Regions from separate parts of the Homo sapiens genome. Here region 2 is linked to region 1. A link is an interaction called in ENCODE POLR2A ChIA-PET data of the cell type or tissue named here. Cell type or tissue: Caco-2. All regions are shown on one strand. Links, peaks and the distances in the headings refer to the core of each region. The heading gives the core; the rest is flanking DNA. Region 1 has its middle 120 kb from the start of NRP1. Region 2 has its middle 52 kb from the start of NRP1.

What was found. Peaks named below come from ENCODE experiments on the same cell type or tissue, not always from the same donor. Only the 100,000 strongest peaks of a DNase experiment are listed, where the experiment ranks them.
Region 2: POLR2A ChIA-PET joins it to region 1 with 8 read pairs; 4 of 35 experiments call an interaction of 5 or more read pairs at or near these places.

What each region holds. Positions count from the first base shown.
Region 1 is chr10:33,441,381-33,458,148 of GRCh38, reverse strand. No RefSeq gene overlaps it. Among named protein-coding and RNA genes, the nearest start is that of NRP1, 120 kb to the right of the region's middle. In Caco-2, for the core only: no CTCF peak of the experiment used is centred there; no DNase peak of the experiment used is centred there.
Region 2 is chr10:33,378,783-33,395,550 of GRCh38, reverse strand. No RefSeq gene overlaps it. Among named protein-coding and RNA genes, the nearest start is that of NRP1, 52 kb to the right of the region's middle. RefSeq lists an enhancer at 1,949-2,449. In Caco-2, for the core only: no CTCF peak of the experiment used is centred there; a DNase peak (open chromatin) is centred at 8,390.

The sequences.
Region 1 (16,768 bases), core at 6,076-11,075:
ACAGGAAAAGTGTTGTATTTTTACAATAAAAAGGAAAGGAGAAAAAACTAGGCATTAAAATCATATTAAAATATTTTCTCCTCTTTCTTTTGAGGAAGGCTTGAAAGGGGAGTGTAGCACAGTTGCCACAAAGGTGAACAGAAATACTCTGATCAGCCTGTTGCATCGAATAGGAGGGAATGGGGAAGGAAGTGCTGCTTCCAGGTGAAAACTGGAGCAAGTGAGCAACCTCTTAATGTTCACACAGAGAGATCACACTTGCACGTACGTGTTCACATCCAGCCACACAGGGTGGGACGTGCCCGGATTGAAGGAGAATGGGGAAGAGCTGGCCAGCTCTGAATACCATCAGCAGGCTCATTTTCAAGATGTTGGCTTCTAGAAGAATTTCTAAAAGGAATATCAATGCCCCATCTCTCAAGAAGATAGACACACTACAACATAGACACATATACACACCACACACATACACTACACATGCACATACATGCTACACACATAAACTACTCACACACACACTACACACACACACGTAGACACATACGCACACTACACACACATATACATACTATGCACAAACACACCTACATACTGCACACACTACACATACACACACGACACACACTACACACACACTATACACATGCACACACACCACACATACACATACTATGCATATACACGCTACACACATGCACACACACCACATATATACACACTATATACACACCATATATAAATATATATATATTTACACACATACACACTATACACATGCACACATGCATACTACATACACATACTACACCCACACTATACACATACAGGATGCACACATACAGACACTACAAACATACACACATATACACACTACAGACATCTACATATACTATACACACCACACACACACACACACGCACACACTACAGACACACACAAAGAGGTGATGGCACCTCAATAGAGAAAATGGAGACCATGAGATTGGCACTTTACCAGCTTGCCTCTGTGCCTGTTCTTTTGTGCTTTTCTCCTGTACAAAAGGAGGATAGTCTCCTCCTCCTGAAGACTGGTCCCTTCACTCTGCTGTCATGGCAGGAACCCTGTTCTTTAGAATTTCAGCCATTGAACAATATAAGTAAACTGCCTGGGACTGGTGAACGAGCCAAGTACCTGTAGACATTTTTGCATCCAGAAAAAAGAATATTAAATTCAAAATGTGAATAATGAAAATCACATGTAATAATAGAGTACATATAAAATGTAATATTATGTCAGCATTGTAAACATAGTATCCATAAATGTCTTACTACATTTGAAAACAATTTATTAGTTGGATGTTCTCAGTTTTCCCAAATTCCCAAGTATGTGCGTTGATTACTGATAAGTCATATTGAATTATAAATTGTGAGTTATTCACAGCCAACTAATTTTGCAAACAAAATTATAAAAACCCTTTTAATTTTTTTGTTGTAAAACATGTAGTTGATGTGAACTCGGTATGCATTTTAATATTTAACCTGAGGTCAAGGACACCCTCTAAAATTACAAGTGCTGGAGGTACAAGTCCTGCTTCCTTCATAAATGATGCGCTCTCCATCCTGAACTCTTTCTCTTCTCTCTTCCTTGCCTTCTCTGTAAGCAGTTAAATGTTTTCGGCTCTTTCGCATTGTAAAATCGTCAGCTATCCACCCCTCCTCACCTTTCAGCTAATACCATGTTTCTCTCCTCCTCTTCCCAATTTCTCAAAAAAGGTCTACACGTGTTGTCTATATTTTCTCACTCTTCAGCTCCCAGACGTATGGTTTATTTTATAACCATTCCACTAAAATGAAATGTCCTCACTAGAGACACCAACAACCTTTTTCCTAAATCCTGTTCATATGTTTCAGTTCCTTATTGATTCACTTCCTCTTGTCCTTCCTGAAGCACCGTTGCCTGGGCTTTTGTGGTATCTTTCTCTCTTGGCTTTCTTTGTACTTCTCGGGCCATTCCTTAGTCTTCCTTGCATACTCCTCTTCGCCCCTTATATGACAATATTCTTCAGTGATTTTATCCAAGGATCCCCTCTTTTCCTCCCTGGGGCAATTTCCTGGTTCATCTACTATCTTTATAGTAATGATGCCCATACCCATATCCCCAGTCTCTCTCTCTCTCCTAGACTTCACACAAATGCATCCAGCTGTCTACAGGCCATCCCCATAGGCAGTTTAGAATTAAACTACCAAATGAAATTTTCATTTCTCATCCTCATTTCCTACTCTCATCTATTCTTCCTTGTGCTCCTAATATCAAGAAATAGAACCAACATCAACCCAGCTGAAACCTGGGAGTCGGCTTTGACTCCGCCCTCTCCTTCACCTGCCATAGTCAACAATCTGAAAGTCTTAATTTTAACTCTTGTATCTTCTCTAAGTCCATTCCATTTTCTCCGTTTTCATTGCTACTTTTCTGGTCTAGGCCACCATCATGACATATCTGCGTTACTACAGCAGCCTCTTGAATGGCCTCTGCCCAACAATCTTTCTCCACTCTGCTCTACAAATGATTTAAAAAGATTTTTTTTGAGAGAGGGTCTCACTCTGTCACCCAGGCTAGAGTGCAGTGGTGTGATCATGGCTCACTGCAGCTTCGACTTCCTGGGCTCAAGCAATCCTCCCACCTCAGCCTCCCCAATAGCTGGGACCCCAGGTGTGCACCACCACTCACAGCTAAGTTCTTTTTTATTTTTGTAGGGATGAGGTCTTGTTGTGTTGCCCAGCTGATTTTGAACTCCTGGCCCTAAGCGATCCTCCTGCCTCAACCTTCCAAGTGGTGAGATTACAGGTGTGAGCCACTGCACCTGGCTGATATTTTAAAAGATACAAAACCAGTCCTGATATGCTATTGCTCAAGCCCTTCAAAGTTTTCCCCATTACTCTCAGGAAAAAGTCCAAAGTCCTTACCATGGCTTACAAAACCAGCAAAACCTGGTTCAAGTATATATATAGCTGCATCTCCTGCCTTCTCTTTTCCTACCTTGGTCCTGATAGAGTGAAATCCACTCACCCCATCACTCTGCACACTCTGTTGCTTCCAGGCTTTCATGCAAGCTACTTCGTTGGCCTGCAGCTCTCTTTTCTGCCTCTCCCTCTAGCTTACTAACACATACTGCCTTTCAGATCTCAGTGTAGAAAGCAGTTACTGTCCCATATCATCCCTCATGCCCCAAACTGGAATGGAGTCACTCTCCTAAGTGTCGAAGCAGCATATTTTATTCTAATAGGGTTTTATACATTATTACTTGACTATCTCATATTCTTACCAGGCTGTAAACTCTCGGAGGGCAGGAAGTATGCCTGTACTGTACCACATAATAAATACATGATAAATATGTGTTGAATATGCAAAGGAACAAGCAGCAGGCACACATCTGATTGGCTGCTAATGAGGCTGACCTTGGGAGGAGATCTGCTGAGTCAGTTCTCCCATCTAAAAACTTTGTTCTTAACCATTGTTCAGATGTCTTCTAAAACCATGGAGAAAGTTCTATAATATATACCAAGCACTTTGAAATAGTGGGATAAATGCTCCAAGGGAAGGTGGCCTACTTTAAGCAAGACTTGGGTCTGGCTGCACAGAACAAAATGGGCTGCCTTTATTGCAATGAAGCCATTAAAGATCATTTGTTACAAGCATTGAAATTTACTGCTGGCAGGGAAGGAAACCACCAAGTACATTCAAGGCCAGATTCAGACAAACGCTTGTTGGTGTTCACATGAATCGGTGGATGTCTCTGTCCCACACACTTTATTCTCAATAGCCTGGCACACAATTGTTGCTACATTCATAAAAGTAAGCAAATAAATACAAGAGATTACCAGATTCCCTTCCTAATTATAAAAACCTCATGACTGAACTGGATAGCAAATACTCTTTGTTGATAATGAAGAAGTATTATTTATGGACTTTTACACAGAGGCAATAGTAATGTTAGCTTTTCACTTGTGATCTCTAGATTGATTCATAAAGGAGGCAGCAAAAGTGAAGGACATTCCAAATTATTAGGGTGAATTAATTTGGAGGCAGGGGAATATTAAATTTAGGCTTAACAAATAAAGGAGCTTTGGCAGAGTTTAGTCAGACACTCAGATAGCCTCCGTATCTCATTGTGCAGATGACCTGATTGCTGGGATGAGGAAGACCTGCAGCTAGGCACTTGCAGGCACTCTTAATTTTTATGCTCACTGACATAACTGTGGCCTGTGCATAGGTATTCTTGTTTCACCATAAGCCCTAGGAGAAGCCTCTTTAAAATATGAGGTTAATACCATTCCAAGCATGACTCAAGATGTGGGGCTTAATTCTTTAGGTAGAAAGGAATATTCAGTGCAAAACTTCAATAACTCATAAAAAGAAATCCTATCATTTTAAAGTAACCACATTTGTCATGCACGTTCCTTGCAAAAGAAAAGTTAGGTTAATGATTCCAGGAAAGTGTTCTGTTGGAGGTATGTCACCCAAGCCCATGTGACGAGAGCAGGTTCTAGGTTTGATTCCCACTGTCTTTTGTGCTACCCTAATGAGCTCTGAGCTTCAGGTCTTTTTCTTACCCCTCATTTCAAAAATGAGGCAGTGCTATTTGTTTGAGGACCTCAAGAGGAGCATCCGGGGTCTAATTAGTTAATGTTTGCCAAGCACTTTGCAGATGAAAGCATCTATATTAAATTCAGAATTATGACTATTATTATCGCAAAGCTCAGATGAGCTCAGAAATTTAGGAGTGATGATTCAAGAGCCCACATTGAGAATGCTGGCGAGATTACTTGTGGAAACAGTCAAACCAGTTCCTGCAATGATTGGCTCTAAAGATTTATGTGGTTCAGCATGACTGTACCCCAAGTCATGCATGACAATAAAAATTAGACTGCACTCTTACTAATCATTTAGAACACAAATGATGGAAGGAATCCCAAGGAGCTTTACGTCTGTGTTGTCTCTGAGGCCAAATCCCCAGACAGTTAACCTGAGGAGAGACAGCCATCGGCCTCCCTAGTTAAGGGTGGTGCAGGCTAAAGACGAATGAATGTAGACTGGCAGCAGGAAGCGCCAGTTACACTAGATAAAGCATTTCACAAAACCCTAGCCTAGGATCTAAAAAATTTAGTAGGCACAAAACCAAATCAGGCAGCTGACGTGAGCTCTACTTTCTCAAAGACCCAGGGCACCATTGCTTGCACTGATCTCATTAATTTTCGAAACATTTATTAAAAGAAGATATTAGCTATAGATTTCTCATAAATGCCCTCTATCAGGTTGAGAAAAATCTCTTCAATTTTGAGTTCGCTGAAATTTTTTTTTTTTGGAAAAACAAGAATGGATGTTGGATTTTTGTCAAGTGCTTTTTCTATGTCCACTGAGATGATTTTATCTTTTTTAGCTCATTAATGTGATGAATCACATTAATTGACTTTTGAATGTGAAATCCACTTAGCATTCCCGGGACAAACTATCCTGTTCAAAACATATTATGCTTTTATGTATTTACTGTATTTGCTAAAATTCTGCATTTATTATGCTTTTATGTATTTGTTGTATTTGCTAAAATTCTGCACAATTTTGCATGTATGTTCTTTAGGGATATCATACTATACTTACCTTTTCTTGTAATGCTTGCTTTTGGTATCAGAGTAATACTGACCTCAAAAAATTACTTGGGAAATATTCTCTCTTTTTGTAAAAGATTTTGTGTAGGATTGGTATTTTTTATTAAATACTTGGTAGAATTGACAAACAAAACCATCTGAGCCCAGAACTTTCTTTGTGGGAAGGTTTTCAACAACAAATAATTATTTAATAGATACAGGTATATTTAATTTCCAATGACTTGACTATTTTTCAAACATCTTTTTGTTATGGGTTTCTAATTTAATTTCACTGTGGTCAGAGAGTATACATTATATAACTTGAATCCTTTTAACGGTATTGAGACCTTTTATGAGACAGAATACGGTTTATCTTGGTAAATATTCTGTGTGCACTCTTTTATATCCCTTAATAGTCTTAGCCTTGAAATCTGCTTTGTCTAATACTGATATAGTCACTTCCACTTTTTAAAAATTAGTTTTAGCATGGTATATTTTGGTATATTTTTAAAAGTTTTAAAAGAACTTTGAAAGTAAAAGTTCTTTTACTTTTAAACTATTTTTGCCTTTATATTTAAAGTCTGTTTCTTGTAGGCAACTGTAGTTGAGGCTTGTTTTCTTTTCTGGTCCAAGCTGATGACTTATGCATTTTAACCATTTACATTTAATATAATTATCAGTGTGGATAAATGTGAATCTATTATCTTTCTACTTGTTTTCTATTTGTCCTGTATATTCTTTGCTCCCTTTTCCCTGTGTTCTTGCCTTGTGTTTGATCAACTAAATATTTTTCATTATTACATTGCATTATCTCCTCATCCTTTTAGGTAGTTTTTCCCCTCTGGCTTTAGGTAGTTTCCCCACGTGCACAGTTTGGTCTGTACTCAGATAAATACTGAAGGGGGACCCTCTGCAGAACTCCCAGAGTTTGTTCTCTCTTTCTCTCTCTCTCTCTCTCTCTCTCTCCTCCTTGGTCTCCCCGGACTCTCAGCTCCATCTCTCTCCCCTCCCTCAACATGGCTTGTAAGTAAGCTAGAGTAGTAGCTGGGACAATCACAGGGCCTACCTCATTTGTCTACCGTCTCTCAGGGATCATTGTTGTCATATGTCCAGTGGGTCTTGAAAATTGTTGTTTCATATGTTTTGTCCATCTGTTTTTGTTTTTGTTTGCACTGTGTCCTGAATGTTTGTGCCCAACCCCCAAAATGCATATGTTGAAAACTCATCCCCAGTGTGATAATATTAAGCAGTGAGGTGCTTTGGGGGGTGATTAGGTCATGAGGGCAGAGCTCTAATGAATGGAATTAGTGTCCTTATAAAAGAGGCCCGGGGGAGCTTTTTGACTCCCTCTGCCATTTAAAGATACATAGAAGATACCATCTACCAGGAACTGTCCCAGTCCAGACACTAAATCTGTCAATGCCTTGATCTTGGACTTCCCAGCCTCCAGAACTATCAGCAATACATGTCTATTGTTTGTAAATTACCCAGTCTAAGCTATTTTGTTATAGCAGACTAAACAGATTATAACAGGTTGTTTCAGGCAGGGGAGTAAATCTGGTTACTTTTACTGTGTCTTAAGCAGAAGTGATTCTGGGTGGAAGGTGGTGTTATTTGCAATTTTGAGTTATTCTGATATAAATTGGACATGTTTTTAAACATGAGTCAGAAGATTGTCTGAAACTATTTATAGAATGTTCTAAAATATTTTAAAACACTGGATGGAACTTTTTCTTATGTTAATTAGCTCCAAAATTTATAGCACCATTAAAATATTAAAGCAAAGTAAACCAGAAACAAATAGCTAATTCTTGTTCTAGTTTAACAGTCTTTGCAAACACTGATAGAACCTCTCTCTTTCAAGGGCTTAGTTAAAAGAAATGCCTGTTAGATTTATTTGATTTTCAGCAAAGAGAGGTCACTACCAGGGTTAATAATAACCCCTTGATTTAATCTTGATCTGTAAACACAGGTCTATGTTTTGAAGACTATTATACTGAATAAAACAAACTTATTATTGATATTGGTGGCTAAATGTTTACTGCAATGTCTGCAAGATGCAAACACAAAGCTAATTTGCCTCCATGTGTTATTATCTGAAAATATATGTCTTTCATACAGTGTAGACTAAAAATATTTTTGTAGTACTCTGAAACTAATGATTTTTGAAGAAAATCAAGTTTATAAATTTTCCATATTTTTTAAAGGACAGTTTTTTTATTTGTATTTCTTTCTGATTCTATGAGCTGTTTATCATATATTAGCTATTTTTCCTTATTCTTTTTTTCAAACCCTTCATTTTTCAAGAGCATCTGTTATGAAGAATGTCAGTGTCCTATATTTCTGTGTTAATGGTAATATCTGAACACTCTCTGGAGTAAATTGCTTAATGATCTTCCAGCTTATTTTGTCTGGACAGTCAGTCTTTGCTTTTGAATTAATTCATTTTCCTTTATTTATTTCTCAAATTCATACATATATGTATACATATATATAATCTATATGAATATGTATGTTATTTATACACATATTATATATAATTATTTTTATGTAGAATTAATTTCCTTGATTTTAAGGAGAGAAAAAGTAATATCCTTAAGTTTGAAGGAATAAAGAACCATCCTTACTTCCTAGGAGCAAGATAAACACCCGGATTTGTCAGATGTTGGATTCCATCCCTTTGAAGCCATCAGCCCCCTAGAAGTGATGAAGATGAGGGCCTTCATAAGTCTCTGACTCTCTCCATCCTATTCTTCCTACAAACCTGAATAGAATGTAGTTCCTCTAATTATTCCTTTCCGCTTCTACTTACAGCACCCTAAATTACCTCAGGGATGTCACAGTGCCTTTCTGGTTCTAAAACACTCTCAGGTTTCGCCATCTCTGGGCTCTGAACTTAGCTCCCCTAGAGAGCTCTATCCTTCTACCCATGATTGGCCTGCCTGCCTCTGTGCTCACATCCAGCTTCTGTGGGCTGACATTAGCTTCTACCTCGTCTTTCACTTTGATCTTCCTGGGTGTGTTGACACCAAGGGGGTAAATCTTCATTGTGACAATTTGTCCCTCAGTTTCCTGAATTCCTTCACCAAATGTATTTTCAGTTTCTCATTTTCTGTTCATGTGATGGTGTGCTGGCACACGGAGTTTGCCCATTTTTCTTTGGCATATCAACACCCCACTTTCAGTGGTGTACAGCTGTGTAGACAGGTTTAAGGAAATGGCCAAGGAGGTAGGGAGAAACTCAAAAGAGAAAAATTGAAGCATAGCCCAATAGAAGCTGCCTTCTCGCTAACCTATTTTGCCTTCACGGTGACCTTTTGCCAAAAAAAAAAAAAAAAAAAAAAAAAAAGGGAAGAGACATGAGGTTGGAGAAAATGGTGTGGAAATGGAATCAGGACAGGAATTATGAGAAGCCAAAGAATAGATTCTAGACATTTTGCAGGGAAATGGTAGAAAATTGAAAGTTGAATCCATTGAAGGGGAGGAGATTGGGGAATGAAGGAAGATACATTATAAAGGAAGCTGGGGAACTATATGCCGCGGGATTTTCTCACAGAAAGAAATCCTGTTTTGCTGGGACCAGATTTCATCCATGTTGGGTACATTGCAGCACTGAATTCTGTGAAATGTCTGGCAGCACTCTTCTTTTTTTCTTTTTTCCATACAAGTGTTTCTGTAGATATGTAGGTTTGCTATAAACTGCTTTCACCATGCAAAAGATTTTTCCTACAAAACTTTCAAACGTACCACGTTCAAAACTCTGCGTATGAAAAAAAATGGTAAACATGGGGACATTGTTATAAGATATTTTAAGTGGGCAGAGAAAATAAGGCAGAGACAGGTGCCGGGAGTTAAGCATAGACATTGCACACATTTTATGTAAGGCAGAGTCTAAATGTGACATCTTTCACAGAGTGCTGCATGCCAACTCCAGAAGATTCAGATACTGATTATTGTAAGAAATCACACATATCAAGCTTGATCTTGCAGTTCATATGTATGCAAAACACCTGTCAAAATGATGGGAGTTTTGCTTTTGTAGACATGGCAATATTGTACACAATTGATATTTATTTGCCTCGTAAATAGGATGCATTATGGAGTGAGTTGTGTCTTCCTGCAGCATTTCTCTGATTTCCTAGTTTAAATCTCCCCGACTGTCTCCTCTCAGCCCTGGTTTGCCAGCCCATTTAAGGGAAAATGGGTGAGTTTTGCTTATGCCACCAACTATACTCCTGTTATTTATTTATATTCTTTATTTAGGAATCAGGCAGCTATATCACCATGGCATTTAAAAGTTTATATCATCTATCTGTAATAATATCAATTTCCTTTGTAAGGAAAAAGATACCTCTCCCATTTCTCTATCTTCACCAGGACAACCACGGAGCTACTTGTGATTGTTTTTCTCAGAAATAATGAACCAGGGTTCTTCTGCCAGGATGAAGAGGGCAGATAGGATGAGGAGAGTTTGCTGGCTCTTAGCAGGGTCACATGTCAGCTAATCAAATCCTAAAGACAACTCCGTAGGTGTGTGATTTGTCTATTTCTATGTTGTAGATCCAATAGAAAAAAGTCAAACAGAGTGAATGCCTACTCCACCACCTGGCATCTAACATATTTCTTTCTTGTCATCCACCATCACTGACAAGGCTCAGAGGTCGGGGGACTGAATAGGACAGAAAATTGGGGAAAAGGAAAAAGTCTTTCTGGTTTCAAAAGGCCAGGCCTGAGGGTAGGATGGTTATAGGTGACTGAAGTTTTTAAGCATACTTTAAATAGGAGTCTCCTGATCATTCTCTCTTTCAATATATATATGGTACATATAGCATGTGTATATGTATGTATACACATGTACGTGCATGCGCAAACACACACACACCCCTATTCACAAGTATTTCAAAGAAAAGAGGAATTCTGTACCTTTCATAGAGTGTCTAAAACTATTTTTCATAACAGCTTGGGATTTTTTTTTCTTTTCTTTCCTTGTTTTCCTTTTTTTTTTTTTTTTTTTTTTTTTTGAGATGGTGTCTGGCTCTGTCACCCAGGCTGGAATGCAGTGGTGCAATCTTGGCTCACTTGCAACCTCTGCCTCCTGGGTTCAAGTGATTCTTGTGCCTCAGCCTCCCAGGTAGCTGGGATTACAGGTGCACACTACCATACCCAGCTAATTTTTCTATTTTTAGTAGAGATGGGGTTTCGCTATGTTGGCCAGGCTGGTCTTGAACTCTTGACCTCAAGTGGTCCGCCCAGCTCCACCTCCCAAAGTGCTGGAATTACAGGTATGAACCACGGCGTTCGGCCAGGGTTCAAATTTTTTCTAAATTTGGTCCAATTGATTAAGATAGGATATTAGATGCTTACTTCTCATTTTCATGGTGCGATTTAAAATTTCATGGACATCATTTTGGTAGAGTGTATGCACACATGGCCAGACACACACATTTCCCACTGGCAGAATGGTGGCATAAAATTACATTTGAGTAAGTGTCAGGAAACATAAGCTCGAGGCCTGATTTTGACATCAGCATGTGGCCTTGGGTCAGTCACTTAACTTCTCTAGGCCTTGTCATCCTGGGCTACAAAATGATGGTGAAGAGAAGGACCCGGGCTGAGAGGGGCCGTTAATAATGTTAGTAATGTCCTTTCATGGAAAACTTGCTTGTAAATCCTTCCCAAACACCTCTTGCACACCACAAGCCTTCCATTAGAGGAAAGAAACATCGCTGGAGGAGAATTAATTGGTTTTTATTTGTACCTGCCATCTCATGAAATGTTTGTCCAGGTCCTAAACATAACTTGTCTCCAGTTAGACTTCAAATAATGAATACCTAGCTACTCTATATTCTTCCTGAAAAACGAGGACCTGCAGAAAAATAATTAACTTCTGAATTTTATAAAACACTGTTTTCTGAGACATTTATCTCTCCAATGAGACATAAACATTTTTTTTCAGTATGTGGAAATTGACAAAAAGAGTTCAAGTATATTTAGTTTTAGATTGTCTTGATCTTGCCGCCACTGTCTTGAGTCTAAATGCAAATTATTTTGCAAGCAAATTCAGAGAACTAAAACTGAGCAAACATTTTTAAAAACCATATGTAGGGAACATCGATTCTTGCCTGGAATGTTGCTGCTGACGTATTGTCTCTCATTTTTCTCTTTCTCTACTACTGCTATGTTCAGTAGGGTCTGTATTTATCTCTGTATGAAGCTGAATTTCACTTTACTTTCTCTTTATGGTCTTATCACATCGTTTACAAACACTTTATCTCTGTTACAGAAAATAAATGAAATTCCAGGCTTTCGATGAAATGTCATGCTGAAATGGATGGTCCAAAAATCTATATTTGGATGACTGACTCCTGTTTGAGGTAGACATGGTAAATGTTGCATGCATATAAACTGAAGGATGATGGATTTAATGATCATACCCTAACTGGGGAATGCTATTTTGGAATAATTAAATGTTCCATCATTTGCAAGTCTAAATAGTCCATTGTTAGTTCCTGTTTTTGTCTGTCAACAGATCCTTCCATTTTCTAAAGGAAATTTATCATTAAAACAATTGAAGTGATGGCAACATACCACCGGAGTAGGTTAGCAATAGCACAAATCGTGGGACTCTTAATTCATAGCTACAGTTTAGGAAAACTTAATTTATGTATGAGTCTGCTTCATAATGACAAACATGACAAGCATTGTTTAAAAAGCTCCTGGTAGATATTTATCTTCGGGTATTGGAGAGAGCCTCTGCTTTAAGAGGTGGCTAAGCCCTTTGTCAGCTGAAAAGTCTCATGGAATCAAAGAGCATTTAAAAGGGATTTTCTAATTAAGTAATAATTTTGCAATGTATTTCTTTGTTGATCCATACATTTTAAAGGTTTTTATGCTCTCATTTTCTTTTAAAATCTGTATTATTTTTGAGGCATTTCAAATAATTTTATCTTTATTATCTAATTACATTATATGTATACTTTAATATATATCTTAATATTTAATTTATTATATCGAGATCTCTGTCTTTTGGCTACGAAGTGGTAGTGGAATGAAAGAGTGGGGCTCAAGTATATTATTATATATGTATATAAACCTATATAGATCTAGATATGTACTCATACATATATATCTGAATAAATATAACTTCTTTCTCATGAAAACTCTTTTTCTATAAAGCAAGGATATAGGCTGTTTTCCCCAAACTCTATCAAAATATTTGTCCACATGTTTAAGATCTCTAAATAACACTATTTCGATACATGTATATACATAGAATAACATAAAAATGAGAAAGCCATAGTTGCCAATTTAGTAAGACATGTGAATAACAAGTCACTCATTTGTTGAGTTAATGGCTTCTCACTCTTATCATTGGCAGAGTTATGCTTCTATGAATTATTTCCATATAGCTGAGTTGTATGAATATTTTTGAAAGCCTAGTTAAAACTTCACTACTTCTGTGACTGGGTCCTGAAAATCAAAACAAGTCGACCAATCATCAGGAAAGCCTGGACACATTGCTGACCAAACTGGATCATTGAATTATTGATTCAGATGCTACCCAATTAATTGTTAAGTTAGCTGAAAATACCAGACGGATCATCCCGTGACTAACAGATTTTGACTGCGTTGCATGGGCTGTGTGGTCCATATGTGGGGGCCTGAACATTTGCAGATTGGCAGGACTGGCTGGGCATGATGAAAATCATTGCAAGAAACATCGCAGGCCATTCACAACTTACTATGTATCAACGCAGTGACAGAGACATGTTGTGAAGTCCTGGCTAAACTGCTTGACTTGATTCAAGCAGCAGTAATAATGAAGCAAGTAATTCATTAGAAGTTACAGTCTGCTTTTAAGAACTCTGTATGGAAGTTTTTCAAACTGTGCTTGGACAGGGCTTCTTGCAATTCTTGCTTATTATTTTACTTAACTCAAGTATAATTGGCTGTCTTATTGATTTGGAATGGCCTAAAGCAGTTCCCAGCATCTGAACAAGCCCATTTGAAGATGGTAAGTTTCTGCATACAGGTTGCCATGAAACATGGCAGCCCAAGACCATTCATTCTGACCTGGTCAATTTGGCATTTCTAGACTCTCTAATGGCCAAATGTACTGCAGTCCTCAAAATTATCCTTTGGAATTTTAAACCCAATTTATACGTGATTTCTATCATTAAAGATACACTGAAGCCAAATCATCTGCAATTTAGGAGATTTCATAAAGAGAAGTATCAATGATTGAATAATTTGCCCCCAAAAAAGTAAGGTCTTATACTGAAAGTAAGCTTGTTTCAGTGAACATAGATAGATTTTTATGAGTTTCCCTGAAAGAAAAACTCTTTAAAGGATGTTTCAGTAATATTTTGAAAATAATTTAAATAAGAGAAAAGAAAGTGATTAATCATTGGAAATCAGAAGGATAAGGCATTGTATAAGCTATAGAAAGATTGATTGTTGGTTTGTTATTACCTATATTTTAAGTATTTTTAAAAGTATTTTATTAATCAAAGTGGTATGCATTAGGACTGGAAGAGGTATAAATATCGATATTATGCCATGACTCAAAATATTATAAAGAAAAGTCAATCCAAATATTATCATCAATGACGCACATGGATTTATTGCAGTACTTGTCTGATTAGCCAGAAGTTGGTTATTAAAGGAATCATGAAAGCAAAATATACCCTCAAAAATTCTGATTTAGTGAATCAATGTAGACATGGCTTTATCAGAGATTAATTGCACTTTAATCATAATCCTAACCATAAATGAACACTAAACCATAATTCAAAATTATGAGATTCTCACAGATAAAGTTGATTTAAAGAGGAATGGAAAGACATAACCCTCTTCATGCAGCAATGCTCTGTTTGGATTGCATGAAACACTGTGCACCCTGATGGAAGCTCCTTAGGGGAGAAAAAACATGTCTCATTTGTCTTTTTATTCTCTTACAGTACCCTTCTCATGCTTTCTTATAGAATTAATTATTTTTAAAGTTATTTAACTGTTGAAACAGTGCACAGTAAAAACAGAAAAGAGAGGGGAAAAAAACAGCCAGTTGTTTTTTTGAGACAGAGAGTTGCTCTGTCACCCAGGCTGGAGTTCAATGGCACGATCTTGGCTCACTGCAGCCTCCATCTCCCCGGGGTTCAAGCAATTCTGCTGCTTCAGCCTCCCAAGTAGCTGGGACTGCAGGCATCCCCCACCACGCCCAGCTAATTTTTGTATTTTTAGTAGAGATGGGGTTTCACCATGTTGGCCACACTGGTCTCAAACTCCTGATCTCAGTTGATCTGCCCCCCTCAGCCTCCCAAAGTACTGGAATTACAGGTGTGAGCCACCGCACCCGGCTATGCCAATTGTTCTTTAAAATGAACTTTCTTGCTGGCTCTGTCCCTTGCTTGTTGTTTTTTGTTATTGTTGCTGGTAAATCACTTGACTACTTGCTCCTGTATAAAATTAGGACTAGATCTTCTCTCTCTACTTCTTAAGATGGTTGAAATGATAAAACAAACAAACCAAATGCACACAAAAATGCTTTGCATATGGTGAGATACTAAAAGAATAAACTAATGATTTTGTTATTGGTATCTGTAATTCAAATTAGACAAATTCAATTAGATATCAAAAAATATTTTAGTGGCTTAAATGCCAATACTGGCCGCCCAGAAGTGAGTGGCTGGAATCCCCTTCTTTAGTATAGGAATCCGTCTCTGTAGGATGGTATAGATGGAGAGGGAAAAAATTGGATAAGAAAGGTAGAAATGTTTTAAGGTCTCTATCAATTATATAGATTCAAGTCTTACTCTTATGTTCAAGGGACAATAGAGCATTTAAAAACTTTTAGGGCCAGTCGGGCACAGTGGCTCACACCTGTAATCCCAGCACTTAGGGAGGCCAAGGTGGGCAGATTACCTGAGGTCAGGAATTCGAGACCAGCCTGGCCAACATGGTGAAACTCTGTCTCTACTAAAAATGCAAAAATTAGCTGGGCATGATGGCGTGCACCTGTAATGCTAGCTACTCAGGAGGCTGAGATAAGAGACTCACTTCAACCCGGGAGGCAAAGGGTGCAGTGAGTTGACATTGTGCCATTGCACTCTAGCCTGGGTGACAAGAGCTAAACTCCATCTCAAAAAATAAAAATAAGAATTATAGGGCCAGGTGCAGTATCTCATGCCTATAATCCCATCAGTTTGGTGGGCCAAGGCACACCAAAGGAAGATTGCTTGAGCCCAGGAGTTTGAGACCAGTCTGGGCAATTTAGTGAGACCCTGTCTCTACAAAAAAATTTTAAAAATTAGCCTGGCATGGTGGTGCACACCTGTAGTCCTAGCTACCCTGAAGGCTGATGTAGGAAGATCCCTTGAGCCCAGGAGTTGAGGCTGCACTGAGATATAATCACACCCCTGCACTCCAGCCTGGGTGACAGAGCAGACCCTGTCTCTTAAAAAAAAGAAATGCCACCATCTATGGATTTTAGTTTTAAAACAAAACAAACAAATACATTGTAAAAACATTGAGAAGCTGCTATGGACTAAATTACGTCCCTCCAAAATTAATGTCAAAAAGCCCTAATCCCCAATATGAGTGTATAGAGCCCTTAAAGAAGTAAATAAAGTCAAATGAGGTCATCAGGGTAGGGCCCTGATCCCACAGGATTAGTGTTCTTTTAAGAAAAAGGGGGCAGACCAGAGCTCTTCCTCAATCCTGAGCGTGCATCACAGAAAGGTCACATGAGGACACAATGAGAAAGCAGCAGTCACCAGCCAGGAAGAGAGCCCTCGCCAGAAATCAACCAAGCTGGCACCCTGATCTCGGCCAGCCCCCAGAACTGTAAGAAAAGAAGTTCCTGTTGTTTAAGCCACCCAGGCTAAGGCGTTTTGTTATGGCAGCCCGAGCAGACTAATACAGGGATTGCAAAAACAAACAAACAACCACCACCACAACAAGCTGGATAATTAGTTTTGAAGGCTTAACTGGAATCTCTAAAGACTACATGCAAGTTGCATAATTTCAGCCATTGTGATGCTTAGAAATGAAGCACTTCTTGTCTTTTGTTTTATTTTGTTTCCCTGGTCTCCCAAAAATTGATAGAACAAAGATGTCTGCTCATTTCTGTTCCTTCCCCTCCATTCCTG
Region 2 (16,768 bases), core at 6,451-11,450, 63 kb after region 1:
ACAAGGTAGCAGATTCAGGCAATTTCTGTCTTTTTTCTACATTAGCCTCAACCCACCACTTCTGTTGCCTGGTCCAAGATTGCTGAATCAGTTCCAGCCATCCATGTGGGTTCTGGCCATCAGGAAGGGGAAACATAAAGGAAGAACAGAAACTTGCCCATATCCCTTTATTTCATCTCCCATAAGCCAGAACTTTGTCACATGCCCACATCTATCATCAAGGGAGGCTGGGAATTATCATCTTAGCAGAGCAGTCATGTGCCTAGTTTAAAGAATGTGTGTTTCCAAGGTCAGGAGATAGAGACCATCCTGGCCAACATGGTAAAACCCCGTCTCTACTAAAAATACAAACATTAGCTCAGTGTGGTGGTGCGCACCAGTAATCCCAGCTACTTGGGAGGCTGAGGCAGGAGAATCACTTGAACCCCAGAGGCAGAGATTGCAGTGAGCTGAGATCATGTCACTGCACTCCAGCCTGGCAACAGAGCAAGACTCTGTCAAAAAAAAAAAAAAAAAAAAAAAGAATGTGTATTTGACTGATCATGGTGGCTCATACCTGTAATCCTAGCACTTTGGGAGGCTGAGGTGGGAAGATCACTTGAGCTCAGGCATTCAAGACCAGCCTGGGCAACATAGCAAGACTCCATCTCTACAAAAAATTAACCAGGTATGATAGCTCCCATATGAATATCCTACTTACCTACTCATTTCACAGCTCAGAAAAATGGCATTTAGCAAGATTAGGTAGCTTGCCCAACACCATGCAACTAGCAAGAGTCCAAATTGAGATTTGAATCTGGACCCTGCTTCTAAAGCCCTTCTGCTCTGTCCATCCTAGACAACTCAGCCACAGAGTCATGATTTGCATACAGCCCTCCCATGCACACAGTCAGCCACTTAATTATGCCACTGAAACAATACCTTTGGGAATTATAAATAAGAATTATTTTCTTGTCCTCATTCTCCAGGATTTTCTGGGCTATTTGACTCCATTGACATCCTTTTTAAGATTCACTCTTCTCTTAGCCTTATGCAAGAGTTTCCTCTCTGCAGATCCTCCTCTTCCCCCTGGAAGCCCCTTTCTCTCTGTCCTTTAAAGGCAGGTACCCTGTGAGCCTATTCTCTGATCTCTGCTCACCCCTCCTTGTTCCTTCTCTCTTAAAGACCTCATCTACTTCTTGGAAGCTCCTTTCTGGGCAAATTTCTGCAGCATCTTTGTCTTGGTCCCTACCTTTCCCTCAAGTTCCCTGGGGTGTATTCACCTGCCTATCAGACACTTCGTCCAAGTAACTTCTCCCAACGCAGACTTGTTATGTCCAAAATGAAACATCGTATCTTTGCCCCTCCTCCAACCCTACCTACAAAGCTAAAATTGTAACAGAAATAAAACGACTTCTGCTTCGTTTCGTTTTTATATTAGAGTGTCGTCTTTTTCTGTATCACCCAAGTCCCAAATGCAATAATTGTCTTTGCTTTATTTTTCTTTCCAGTCCACAGACTTCCCTTCCTTGCTTTTATGGTTCCGTTCTTTCCCACTCCATTGCTACCCCTGCGTCACACCCAGACGCCCGTGCCAGGGCATTGACATTTCCCAGGTCTCTCTGCTGCCCCAAAGGCCAGCTTGACAGCATGCAGCCACTACAGTCACAGGTGACCTCAAACTCAGGCATTTGGGGTTTAATGCTTTGTGATCACTGCCTTGGAATCCTGAACAATTTTACCTTGACCTTGTGCTTTGTGACTGAAGTCTGGTGGGACACTGGAGCATGCACTGGGACTTGGAGCCTCAGCTCACATGCAACCCTGCCTCCCTGCAGCTTTCTGTCTCCTCTCATGGGTTGCTGGACCCCTGTGCTTGGTTTTCTGCATTCCACTGACCTCCTCTTCCTTGCTTCTGCAGCAATAGCCACTGCCCTCCTCTCTCAGCGGGGGTAGGCACAGGCTTCGGGAAGGACACGTGCCCTACGGAGTCTCAGGGCTTCTGCCATCCCTGACCTGGGCTGCCTGTATCACAGAGCCCTGGACAGGCAACTTGGCAGGGGTAAGCCTTTTACTAGACCCAATCCAAGTACCCAGCACATCCAAGTGCAACACCCTTGAGGTCACTCATCTGCCATGGGTTGCAGCAGCACACCTTGGGGAGGGAAGATGCCTGGCTCAACTTCCCCATGGTCGGCCAGGACAAAGCACACTGGACTAGGGCAGGGTGGGGTCCCCAGGTACCCATGGGAGACTGCACTTTTCCTGCAAGCGTCTTGTGCCCAAGGAAATTGACATTAAATAGGGAAACAAAACAAAACCAACAACAAAGTGATAGGTGGAGAGAGACTGCAGAAGAAAAAAGATATTGACTTTCTATTTTAGGAACTTAATGGAAATTTTTTCCCTCCTTTTTGAAGAAGGGACCCTGTTTTTCATGTTTCACTGGGTCCTGTAAATTATTCCTAAAACACCCCTTCATTCTAGCAACTCCCTTTCACTTACTACGTAACCTAGCAAAATGTAAAAATGCTAGTCCATTAGCCCTGCAAGTAAGTTACTCACTGCTCCAGACACCTGAACCTCTCTAACGCCATCTCTCCCAATCTCTTTTCTTCATCCTTCCTGCCTACCTATGCTGCTTCGAGCTCCTGCGGGAAATGCCAGCCCACATCCCCAGCCCTATCTGATTCTACCTACCTGAATCCTGCTTTGCCTTCAGGGCTTAGTTCAATTCACCTCCATGAAGTCTCCTTGACTTCCCAGGTGATAATGTCTCTCTTCTGAATTTCTGTCTCACTCCCGCACATTTGGAGATTTTATGTGTCTGTTTCTAGTTATCTCTTATACATTTGGTTTTTTATCCTTTTAAGGGGATTTTCAACATCTTAAGGGAAGTGCCTGGGTCTTGGAGATCTCTGAATTCTCTAAATGTCAAGCAGAATGTCTTGCACAGAGCATATAGTGAATAGTTGTTGATTGTTAGAATTCATCCGAAGGCATGGGGAATAGATGGTCTAGGTGAGGCAAACAGTATTCAAAGGCATGGAGGTGAGAATGAGGATGAGGAAGAGGGGAGAGTCAAAGGGAGGAAATAGAAGCTCAGAGAGGTGATTTCTTGGCAAGAGCTGGGGGTTCTGGTGGAGAAATGGCAAATTTTTTTTTTTTTAAATCACATTTCAGCGTCTCTAACAGCCATGTCAGAACGGTTCTTGAATCCTCAGCACAATTTTGCATTTCCACTCCAGCAGCCTCAGGTGCTGTTTTCATACATTGATCTTCCTAATTGTATCTCCCTGCTCCTTTGAAAATGCAATTTGCAAATCCAGCCCATGCCTTCGGAGTCCAAGTCCTACCGACTGCCTGTTACTGACAGAGACAGGAGGCTATGAGGACCCTCTCCTTCCTCCTGCCTTGCTGATATTTGCTGCAAGATCTGTCTCTTGGGAAGGGCCTTTGTAGCACTGTTTTATAATAATATTTTGGATAAAATATTCAGTTTCCTCTTTGTGATTCTAGTCAGACAGAGAAGATCTGAGCTCAGTGTGCGAGAAACAGCAAAGGATCTGTCATTTTCCTTAAAACTGTTCTTGGCCAGAGCCCTTGTCTAATTTGTATAATGCATTGCTCCACGATGTTACAAAACACCATGCTGGTCTACAAGGCTAATTTATGGAAATTACAAGCATGGATGGATTGGATTCTTTTTTATATTACAAAATGGCTTGACGGTTTGAATTTTTGTCATCTTTTTAAGTCTCTGAGGGATGAGTGAGCCCAGAAACTTCCTAACATTCCTGTACATCAGAATCTTGCTAATCTTTTGGTGGTCTGTGAGTCCAAAGGCAGAAAGCCTTTGAAAATGCCTCCTGCATTCCGTTCCACATTGCATTTCAAAGCTCCTCTTTGATGATTTTATTTTGGTGAGACCTTCTGAATACTGCTTGCAAGTTGGCTATTTTGCTCACCTTGCTTGATATTTTCCTAACATCTCAATAGCACTTTCAGCCAAAAGTATCCTCAACTTGTACATCAATGAAATCCTTAATAAAAAAAGTACATTAAAATCAACCTTCGGGGTCCAACTTAAATCACTCAAAACACATTTACACTGTAAAAAATTTTAATTGAAAGGATTTTCTTTTTTCCTAAAATATATGTAGCCAACTGATCTTGAGGTTTAAATACATTCAACACCACCAAATCCAAGGTTACCTCTGTAACGAAACAAAGAGTTACTGATTTGCTTAGCTTTGATGATAAATTCCACTTTCTCTGGATACAATATAAATTACTAAGGATTTGTCTATTAGGAAGGAAGGATACTGCAGTGGGTTTGTTTTGATTTAATATCTAAGTAACTGATACTTGAGATAATGTTTAAATGCATCCTAGATACTCCTTTTATTTCAAGAAAGGTAGCCTCTCATCAGTTTTTGTCCAAATCAAGAAGATTACTAAATAATAAAAGTACATTTTTGTCCTTTTAATAAATTCCTTCTCCAATCTTAGAAATCATAAAAACAAGAAACAAAATCAAAAGTGTTTCTTAAAATCATCTATTACGGTCATCATCGTCTTAAAAACTTCAACCAAATCCTTTCCTGAAATCTTCCTGTAATTAATGTGTGGAATATCTCCTTTTTATTCATTCATTCATACAACAGATATTTTCTCTAAGAATTCTCATTTCTCCATTCCAATTTTGGCTTTGCAAGCAAGCCTGTTATTTATTTCTGGGACCGATCGATGTGTCTCAATTTAATCCTCAAATAATTATATTCAAACACCCAAAGAACATAAATGTAGCAGCCTAACTATTTAACTCAAATTTGAAATCACTAGTTATTCATGTTAATGGTTGTAATGAGTTTTTAAAGCATACATTATCATTATTTAACACGCCAGAAAGGGGGTTCAGCATTTCTCTTCATCACTAAATTTCAAAAATTGCTGAGATTAAAATCACACCAGACTTTTTTGGTTGACCTGTGGGTGTTACAGGGCAGTTTTCTGCCTGTTTACCACCTTTCTCTTTTAATAATATCTCATGTAGAGTAAACAGCACCAGAGAAGGAAATGAACTGTGCATTTTTTCCATTTTTCTCCTACCTTGCCCATGCATTTATGCAGGTTTAATTGGCAAGATAATAAACGTGATGATTTTCTGGGAGGAGAGCTCGTGACGGTGTAAATATGACTCTCCAGTGTCTTCACACACACTGGAGGCACCATTCTAGCTCCCCAATCTCACACCCTTGTGAAGTTGCCCCCAGCTGTTCATGCTGGAAAAACCAAGGCTATCCATGAGTTTACTCTGCAGTGAGTCAGCTCAATTCAGACAATGGAAGATTGGAAGGAAGGACTTCATATTTGGCTTTTGTGCTCCTCCCTCGAAAGAAAGCAAATAGTAGCCCTGTCTCCAGATTCTGTGCCTGTCCCACAATCCTGTCTCCCTTTTTCTGCCTCATCCAGGTCACTGCCAAGCCCAAGCTCTCAGAACGCAAAGTAGAGGTGCCATGAACACAGGGGGTTGGCTCAGACCAGCAGTGGAGCAGAGCACTCACTCCACAAGGGCTTGGAACCCTAACATTGCTTTTCCCACTGCCTCTTGGGTTCCCAGCCAGGGTTCCTGCATCCTGGCCTGGTAGGGCCAAATCGCTGATTTTCTTTTTTTGACTTTTCTTTATTTATTTTGAGACAGAGTCTGGCTCTGTCACCCAGGCTGGAGTGCAGTGATGCAATCTCGAACTCCTGGGCTCAAGTCATCCTCCTGCCTCAGCCTCCTGAGTAGCTGGGACTACAGATGCATGTCACCCCACACCTGGCCAATTTTTTTTTGTATAGATGGGGTCCCAAACTCCTGAGCTCAAGCAATCCTCCTGCCTCAGCCTCCAAAAGCCATAGGATTACAGGCGTGATCCATTGTGCAGGGCCTGATTTTCTTCTGTTGCCTGGCACCTGTCCCATCTCCTGCTTCAGGAAGCTCTCTCACTTCCTTTCCATGAAGAAGCCCAGAAGAGGCTACTGGAGGTTCACCCTAATTCAGCATCTTCTCCCAAACTGCTGCAGTGCAGTGTGGTAACTACACCCATGGCTCTGCAAAGAATTTCCTTGCCAGGTGTAGCAGTGTTAACTTTCATTTGCAGACAATCATAATGGAAGGCTGTTTGGTAAAGTGGCATTTGCGAGGACTATCTAGCTATGACATCTCAGCTTTCTGGCCATGTGGGTGTCCCCCTCTCTCTGACTCCAGCCCAACAAGCCAAAAAGAACAATCTTCCTATTACCAATTCTTCCATCAAAGCTGACTGGATTAACAGCCGACTGGACAAATATTCAGGCTTTGGCCATAATAGGCTTTCCCTCTGACTTAAGTTGTCTTCTAAAACATGTTACCTAGGTTGAACATTATAAATGAGATTTCTACTCATTCAGAATGAGCTGCCCTGCCTGCCTGGCCACCAAGGATTCAGTCAGAGGTTCTCTCCATCAACGTCAGAAGGTCTTGGAGATGTTCTTTGGCTGTTTCCAATGTCATTCCAAACAGCACTCCTTCGGCACTGTAATAGAGACCAGATTTGGTATTCAACGGCACAAAGACTTCCTTTTCTTTCTTGCCAACTTGAGGCATCTCTATAGCTGCAAAGGACAAGAAGATTCAGTAACTGCCAAGACTAAGTGAATGAATCCCCAAAAGCCGTAGTAAAAATTATGAAGGAAATAACAGGCCAAGAACATCCAGTGCAGAAACAATGGTCATTTTAAATCTAAATGTCACAGCTTTTATGTTACAAAAGAAACAAGCAAATTAATAGAGACATGAGCCCCAAAGAAATTAGTTTGGAATTTAGAAAGAAAGTGTGACAAATAAACTTAAAGATTTTAATGAAAATTGACATTTTTATCTAAAGCACAGTCTTGCATTTCATCAAACTTCTCCTTAGAAGATCATAAAATGCTCCATTATGAATATAGTGGAAACTTGATGAACTATTGTTCTTGGCTTGTTTGCAAGAAAGCAATAAAGTTGCCTTTTCTTGGCTGTTATCTAGATTGTTGTCATTATCCGTGACATTGCATGAACCTGTATTATCTTTAATTTTGTTTTTGCAAACTGATAGTCATAAAAAAATCTCCTCTTTTCCACTTAGTGAATTACTTTATTTTCAATCTTTCCTTGGATATGATCTAAGCTCTGGGGGAAAAGGCACTGAGAAACTCTTAGAAGCTTGACAAGGACCAGGGGTGGAAGTCAGTGAGAGAGGCATGAAAAAACCCTGGTCATAAATATACAGAAAGCATGTTTTGCAATTGTGTGATCACCTTTATCGCTCAAAATCTGCCGTAATATAAATGCTAGTTATGAATGATAGAATTCCAAATTGGTGGACAGTTGAGTGGGCACTTCTCTTTCTCTGGTCACCCAGCCATGCCTAGGAAACTGAAGAAGCCCACATACTCAACTATTGGATCCAACTGATGTTTGATGGCTGGGCTGTCATATGAAGAGAAGGGTTTCAGCCAGAGTGGCTAAATTGGCTCTCATTAAGACAGCAAAGCTGAGCATGATGGTTCATTCCCGGATTTCCAGCACTTTGGGAGGGCCAGGCAGGAGACTTGCTTGAGGCCAGGAGCTCGAGACCAGCCTGGGCAATGTAGTGAGACCCATCTCTACAAAACTAAATAAAATCAGCTGAGTGCGGTAGCACATGCCTGTAGTCCCAGCTACTCGGGAGGCTGAGGCGAGAGGATCACTTAAGCCTAAGAGATGGAGACTGTAGTGAGCTATGATCATGCCACTGCACTCCACCCTGGGTGACAGAGAGAGATCCTGTTTTAAATAATTTAAAATTTAGATTAGAAAAATAAATAAAAGAAAGCCAGGTGCGGTGGCTCACGCCTGTAATCCCAGCACTTTGTGAGGCTGAGGTGGGCGGATCACGAGGTCAGGAGATCGAGACCATCCTGGCTAACACGGTGAAACCTTGTCTCTACTAAAAATACAAAACATTAGCCAGGCTTGGTGGTGGGCACGTGTAGTCCCAGCTACTCGGGAGGCTGAGGCAGGAGAATGGTGTGAATTCGGGAGGTGGAGCTTGCAGTGAGCCGAGATCACGCCACTGCACTCCAGCCTGGGTGACAGAGCAAGACTCCGTCTCAAAAAAAAAAAAAAAGAAAAGAAAGAAAAAGAAAAAGAAATAAAAGAAAAAAGAAAAAGTTGGTAATGTAGGGAATGAAACCAACCACTCAGTGTTTTAATACTGGCCTCAGAGTGGCAAGGCCAGGCCAGCCACCCCAGAGCCTTGCCTCACTGCCTGCTGCTTGGGGGATGTCAGTCTCAGAATTAGGTGGAGCTCATAGTGGCAACAAAAGAAGTTAACAAAAACATGTCAAGAATTCTCATCTCTTGCAAGATTAGATGATAGCTGCAAAGCAAGCAAAAGGGGAAAGCTTCAAGTTTGTCAGCCAAAAGCATGCTGATGGAGTAGGAATGTGGAAAGCTTAACAAAGATAAGGCAAGAAAAAAAAAAAAAAAAAAAGACCAGGGTGGTGTTGCCTAACAAGGAAAGAGACAGGAACAAGAATGTGGGAAAATATACTAACGCACGTATTGAGTGGCCTGAGCCCTCCAGGCCCCTCCAGGTTGAAGAGCACTGTTCCCCCATCCCATCCCATCTTCCCTCTGCCTGTCAGGAACCTTAGTTGAGACTTTAAAACATCTACAATAAAACCGAGAGACCCACAGTGGAAAAGTTCCACCTGCAAACAAGACCCCCACCCCTTCATGCCAAGAAAGGGAGTGGTAGGAACCTAGAAATTAAGATGAGGCTGGGCACAGTGGATTACGCCTGTAATCCCAGCACTTTGGGAGGCCGAGACGGGAGGATCACCTGAGGTCAGGAGTTCGAGAGAACCCTGGCCAACATGGCGAAACCCCGTCTCTACTAAAAATACAAAAATTAGCTGGGTGTGGTGGCGGGCACTTGTAATCCCAGCTACTCAGGAGGCTGAGGCAGGAGAATCACTTAAACCAGGGAGGCGGAGGTTGCAGTGAGCTGAGATCGCACCACTGCGCTCCAGCCTGGGCAACAAGAGTGAAACTCCGTCTAAAAATAAAATAAAATAAAAATGAAAAAAGAAAGAAATTGAGATGAGAACTGAGAGTGGGGAGGGGATTTTATCTGAAATAGACCCTAGAGTGAAGATGGAAGTATCCCACAAATTATGCAATTTAGGTCTCATTTTACAAATCAAGAGAGAAGGGGTTTTGTTCAAGATCACAGAGTTACTGGTGGACTCCGAGTCTTCCGACTCCTTCTATGACATGGCATTAGCTCTCCGGGACTGAGATGCCTAAGGAATAATGAGGCTAATGGAATTAGATAACCCATAACCCGATTTCTCATTTCTCAATGAGATCAGGAAAGGAAATATGAAGTTAGGATGTGCGTGACAAGAAGACAGGGCAGTTTGGAGGAGACCAAAGGTAGACAGAGATTTGTGCTGATATCTGTCAGGGAAGTGACTTCTGTCCAGGCTCTGGAAGTCTGCGGAGGTGAGCAGGAAGAGCTGAGCATTCCAGGCAGGTGTGCAGGGGAGGACTCAAAGATCAACAACAGGAGGCAAGACCAACCTGTTTAAAAATGGGGCAAAGAAATGGGCTATGGACTCATCCTAGGTCAAAGACTCTTGCCTCTCCAGTTTTATAAGGTTCCTGCTGTGTAGAAACACAAAAGACTGCCTAAATTGCGGTTCACCCCAGAGAGAGACTGCCTCACAGGCACTGATAATGCTGTTCACAACAAATACTGGGTTTAGGCTTCTATGAATGAGGCTTTGAAAAGTCTAGGAGACTTCACCAGAATCACCAGTTAAACTAGGTTTAACTACTGAAAAGAATGGATGTATGTTATTAGTTGGGTTTCTGGATACAAAACAAAGCTAATTAGAGCTACTTTTCATCCAAAAAAAGGGCAAAAAGGAAATTCACTATGAGTATACAAGCTCCCTTATGGAACCCTCAGCTTTCAGCAAGGGATGGCAACTGCCAGAAGTCTCCACTTGCTCTGTCCGCTCTGGTCTGGAGACGGCTTTATTCCTCTCTCTCTGCCTTCTGGCTGTCTCTGCCCAGCCCTCCACACTGGGCAGGAGGCAGTCACTCCCAGGGTCCCCAAATCCGCAGGTCACAGAGCAGCTGTAAGCAGATTCCAAATGGCAGGTCCTCAGGCCTAGCACCAAATACCTGGAAAAAAGCAGGTGCTCCGTCCAGCTAGGATCTGGGGTCTAACTCTGGCCTAGATGACTATCTCCAGGGAATGTTGTGCTGCAGTGAGACGGAGATGCGGGTTGTGCAAACAGTTTTCAGAAGAGAGGCGGTGGTAGAGCCCTAGGGCATCTACTGTATATTCATTTATGGAATTGAAGGCTTCTGGAACTTAAGATGGACCTTGGAGAGCCTCCAAGCCAAATCAGCCATTTTGTAAAGAATGAATCTGAGGCTCCAAGAAGGGAAATGCTGGCCTGAGCTTATAAAACTTGTAAATTTCAGAGCAAGGATTATTTGGAAGTCTTCCTGTTCCACCATTCATTCGTTCACCTCAAAATGACCTATGACTTGTCACCTTGCTGAAAATATGACTGAGTTCCAACCAGACAGGATCTGCACCTTCTTGGAGTGTACAGATGTGGGGGAAAGATCCTACAAATACATATAAAATTATAACCTTGATTAATGCCAAGAAAGCCAATTCCCACTTTGTTGTTTAGTGTCATCAGGCAGGTCAAATGAGTAGGTCCCAGCACTGGGCACTAAGAAAAAAGAGAAATTGCATCTAAAATAAACATTGACATTTTCTAATTTTGTCCATCAACACAACTTATGTAGATACAGTATGCCATTTTAGTTTGAAAACATCCACAACTGTGGTACAGTCCTCAAAGTATGTGATTGTTCACTAGCTAACAGCATTTTATCAATACATATGATATGGTTTGGCTATGTCCTCACCCAAATCTCATCTTGAATTGTAGCTCCCATAATTCCCACGTGTTGTGGGAGGGACCCAGTGGGAGATAATTGAATCATGGGGGTGGTTTCCCCCATACTGTTTTCACAATGGTGAATAAGTCTCATGAGATCCGATAGTTTCATAAAGGGAAACCCCTTTCACTTGGCTCTCATTTCTCTCTCTTGCCTGCTGCCACGTAAATTGCATTTTGCCTTCTGCCATGATTGTGAGGCCTTTCTAGCCACATGGAACTGTGAGTCCATTAAACCTCTTTTTCCTTATAAATTACCCAGTCTTGGGTATGTCTTTATCAGCAGCATAAAAATGAACTAATACAACATACATCTTTATTTTGTTTAATTGGCATTGGCTGAACATTTGAAAACAGTGGAGATACAATGTCAATTCAAAACATACTGACTTTTTCAAAGATTTTCACAGTGCAACCATCCTTGCGACTTCTTTTTCAGACATTTGTGATTCCTCAACCAAGATGTTGTCATCAAAAATGTAAAAGCCTATGAAAAATTAAAATGACTTTGGTTTGGCTAAGGCCTTCAGCTGGAAAAATATCATCACATGTCTTCACTTCTCTTGCATGTATGGAATTGTATATTTTGGAGATCTTTCTTTTCTTCTTTTTGACTAAAACTATGTCAATTTCAAAGGCTCCAGCTGCCTTTCTTCTGAAGGAAGTACTCCTGATTTTTGTGTGTCATTGTTCTCTTCTGTTATAATGTGGCTCCTTCTCTAAACCAGAGGCATTCCTCATCTTTTCTTCCATTCCATGAAACACAAACTAAACTGGAAAAAAAAAGTCCAAAATAGCATCCTCCTATTTTGGCAGTTTTATATGATTATAACATGCTAGAAATGTCACTATAATTATAGCAACAAATTATTTCAACAATCCTCACAAGTGATGCTATTTATAGACAATCAGAAATGTATATAGAGGATGAATCCACCCTAGCAGAAAAACCTGCTAATGGTTGTCTTGAGCCTGGGGCTGGGGCCACCTGGCACTGCGTGATTAAATGCGAAAACAAGGGTTTCCATGAGTCTTCATTCAAACACAGAACATGAGAAATGAAATAAATAAAGAAGGACATTTAAATGATTATAGCTTGGCATTTACTCTGCATTCCTAATGTGTTAGATACTATGTATAAAAAATTACAATCACGGCTTAACTGTCTTTCAAGATTTACAAGTGATTGTCATATCAGAGAGAGCAGCAGGTTCAGAAGAGGTGACTGTTAGGAGAGCAATGTTTAGGTCAGGGGAATAAATTAGGATATGTACATATCCCTTATCTGTGATCATTTGTAGACTATTAAGGCTGGGAAAATTACCATTAGTTGTTACATACCATGCTCACTTTCTTCATTTCATCTTGAGCAGAGGAAAAAGAGTTGGCTGGAATTGCTTGTTTGTTATTGGTTTTTCCATTTTTATTTTTAGCCTCTTTCTTTTTATGGTTTTTATATAGTTTTGCCTAACAAAGCTGTAAATTCAGGGATGAAATAAATTTCACAGTGACTCTTTAACCTCCACTGCTAGGATGCATTTGCAGAAACTTCAATTTAGCTCAGAGAATTCGGCTTGGGATGGATAGGGCTCAGAAAGGAGGGAAAATCATTTAACCAAAAGTAATCCCTCAGTAAATCAATTTGCTCCAAATTTCATCTATATTTTTTGCATACTGGTTAATGCTGCTGTCTCCCTGGGTCACTGAGTAGAGCTGACATCACTGTCATTCTGAGGGTAATGGGTCAGTAGTTTACCATCTCTGCCCAGGAGCCTGACCATGCCACTCTGGGACGCCTCCCAAGGATGTGTGAGCACCAGCTGCAGTAGCTGATAATGACAACCCTATGTTTGACTTTTTTTCGCTTACAAAAAAATATGTCCTAATTTCTTAACCTCTTTGTGAATGTCTGCCTTTGTGTCATTAAATGTTTACCTGCCATATTTTAGATTCAATCAAAAATTGCTTTTTTCCCCATCTGTGTTTTTCTGGTGTGCACTATTGCCTTGAGTCTGTAAGGCTACATTTGTCACTACTTGGCTGTCATTACACTGTGGGAGCATGCATACAGAGTGACACTTAAAGCAGGGCACAAAACTGACCTTCTAGCGGCCATTGCCTGCCATCCAGAAAGTGATCTGGGGACACACCTCATGGAGAAACGGCAAGGGTACAAAGGTTCCTCAAAGGCAGTAAACAAAGATTTCAGGAGTTCATTGCTGGTTGCTTCTGATCCATGTGAAGAATCAACCTAGAGAGGAAAAATAATAACAACAATTTAAAAAATCCCCAATAACATGTGTGCAGCAGGGACTGCAGCCGTGGCTCCATTTGGAATGAATAAACATGTGTTAATCGTTAGACTTTGAAACTGATCCCAGAGTATGTTGCATTATAGCTACAGACTTGCAAAATGAAGCATTGCACAGACAATAGCTATGCATGCCTAGGATGGCAACAAAGCCACCCCTCAGTGCAGAGCTCAGGATGGGCTGGGGAGGACAATGTGATGTCATGGGTCACATTTAAGAAAAAAAAAGGAGATGAATTTTCTTCCGAGGCAGCAAGATGTTCTCTGGCACGCAACCTACCGGCTTTGTAAAAGAGCTCCAGATGGATGCTGAGAATAAGATACTAAACACAGCAACAACATGCGAGTTGGACAGCTACCTGACAGCATGGGAAGAAGCCTGCAGAAAGGGTCCCTTCATTAAGCTAATAATACACCTGCTTATGTGGTTAACTGAAGCCAAGGGCTGGGGATAATTCTACAAAAAGAAAAAAAAAATTAGCTGCCATGGTAACCTGGACAACGACAGATCTTCTGGATGTGACAAGATTCCAGTCTGAATTACACAAAGTCACCATAAGCCCAGAAAGCAAAGTGGATTTAATTAGTTGGTTAAGTCTGCGGCACAGGAAGGAAGGCAACACTTGTCCTTTATTCTCTCTCCAAACTAACAACGCGTCACTAGCATGAGCGATCCTCGAAAAGGAGAATTTTTAGCTAAGCACATGATTGCAAAGTGATGCTTCACATGGGAAATCCCCAAATTTAAATTCCCTCAAAATTCCCCATCCAAATTAGCTGGGACCACTTGAAGGATGCATAGAGAAGAGGCTTCATTATATGTCACATCTGAACATCGAGGCTTCAGATGTTCCTCCCCACAGCCACAGAGGTCAAAATTGACACTTTCTAATTTTAGCAGTCAAGAGAACTTTAGCACGAGAACCTTCTTCGTCTTATTAATAAAAACATATTTGGTAAGTACACACGGCATTGTATTGAGTATTAAATAAAGCAAATTTTAACAGAGCAAATTCCCATAGACCAGGAATTTACTACCCAAGATAATATCCATGTGATCATAGACAGATATGGGGAAGCATATTAAAGGCACTGAAAACTTCTGAAATGAAAGGATTTATAGGGCTGTTGAGCATTGATTTTTTTCTATAATCCTCATTTTCGTGGACTCGACTGTGTTTTTTACTATTATCAACAGCTACTTTTTTATATTTTTCTGTAACCCCCATCTTTGACCACTCTTGGTCTCATTCCTAACTCCCCTTCACTGAGTCCTCTTCCTTTTCCTCTCTAAGGTTAGTGCAGGCATCTAAGCTCATCTTTCTCTAATTTACCATTTGATGTTCACATGTTTCCCAAAGACTTCTCATGTATTTAAAAATTGAATTCTTCTCTATTCATTCATTTCCCTAGCTTTATATCAATATTACCACCTTTCTTCTGGGGCTTCCAAGCTTGCAACTTCAGATTTGCTTTATCTCTGTGTGCCATTTCTAATCAGTCACTAAGTCTTTTTGGTTCTTCCTTCAGCTTTTCCTCCAACCCCACCCACCTATTTCATACCTGTCAATAACAAGGGGATTATAGCTCTGTCAACAGATCACAGTCTCTCGGGTCTTTATGCCTTGGAATACATGCTTTATTCAACATCACTGGGTAATAAGCAATTGAAACACAAAATAGTTGACAATAAGGGATATTGATTATCAAGACTCAGATAAACTTCATGGACCTCAAGACGGGAAGCAAAATCCAGCTCGCAAGAGTAGAGCTGAGAAAAGTGTCAGAAAGCAAGATGGCGTTTCTCCTTACCCAGGGGAGCCTTTCTTCTCTCGCTTTGCTTGGAAGCCCACGCTTTGTTTATTCATTAGCATGCAGATGACCACCAGGCATCAAGATCTCCCAGCTCCACTTCCGGTCACCACTGCTATGGCAACATGCCTGGATCTTTTGGTTCAAATTCTCCAGGGAAACAGTAGACAGGACCAACTCACCTGTTTAACCAAGACTACACATGCGCATGGCTGCTGGAGCACTGATCAGGGATGGCTGTGTAGCAGGGACCAGAGGCCCTCCTCAAGACTATCAGCTCAGGAAGTAGGAGAGTAAACATGGCTGCTGTTTTAAGAGCCTGTGAGTGGACATGGACTTTAAGGGGCCCCAGAGAAGACAGGGAATGCAACAATTCTTGTCGAAAGTGCTGTTTCCCAGAACACCCTTTCCCCACCCATCCACTCAGGACGTTCCTCCTACACATTCTTTGAAACTCAGAAAAGGTCATTCTTTTTATTCCACGTTTCACTCATTTTGCCCAGTGCTCCCAATGAAAACAATCACACCCTGTCTGTGCTGTCCCTCTTTCTTGAGGTCGTACCCATGACTGCATATAAATCACTAAACTGTAATTATTTATTTCCATGATAGTGTCTCCTACTGGACTGACAGTCCCCTAAGTTTAGGTTTTAAACTTTACTCATTTCAGTATTCTCAACATTAAACACAGTGTCTGGTAGTAAGTGCTTAACAAATGTTTTGTTGACTGAATTGCTTTTAATATGTTAATTGATTAATTAATATTTATGAGTGATGTCTCCCGAGTCTGCCCCTTGCTTTAGGGAATTAATTGTATGTAATTGAAAGGGCAGAAGTTGGAGTTAGAAGCAATGGATTAGAAGCATCCATAGAAATATGTATGAGTCTTTAAAAAAATAGTCCTTCGTGAAAAAAAAGTAAAGGAGGAAGATACATAATTAATATCACTTACATAAATTAACAATATATGCACACAAAATAATAATACTCATTTTTCAAGAACACATATAAAATAACAAATACACATCAAACACACTGAATTTTTTGGCTGTGAAAAGAGAGGAATGAAAACAGGGCATAGGAATTTTTTTAAAAGGATAAAAATAAATAAATAAAACTTCCAAAGGGGCCCTGCACACATCAAAGATGATAATGTGTCTTGAACTGAGGAAAATAATTAACTCAACCATCTGCTTTTGACCTAAAAATAAAGAATAAAGAAGGGGATGTACTTTAACATTATAAAGGTTTAGTTTTATACCCCAGCTCTTACTTGCTAGTGAATTGAGACTGGGAAAGTTACTTAAATCTCATCGTGCCTTAGTTTGCGTGTTTATAAAATTGAGATATTATTATCAACCTAATTGGGTTGTCTTAAAATTAAATTGGAAATAATACATAGAGCACACATCACATAGGAACACAAGAAATGTTCATATAAATGGATTCTTTCCAGGCGGATCACCTGAGGTCAGGAGTCCAAGACCAGCCTGGCCAACATGTTGAAACCCTGTCTCTACTAAAAAATACAAAAATTAGCTGGGTGTGGTGGTGGGCACCTGTAATCCCAGCTACTCGGGAGGCTGCGGCCAGAGAATCACTTGAACCTGGGAGGTGGAGGTT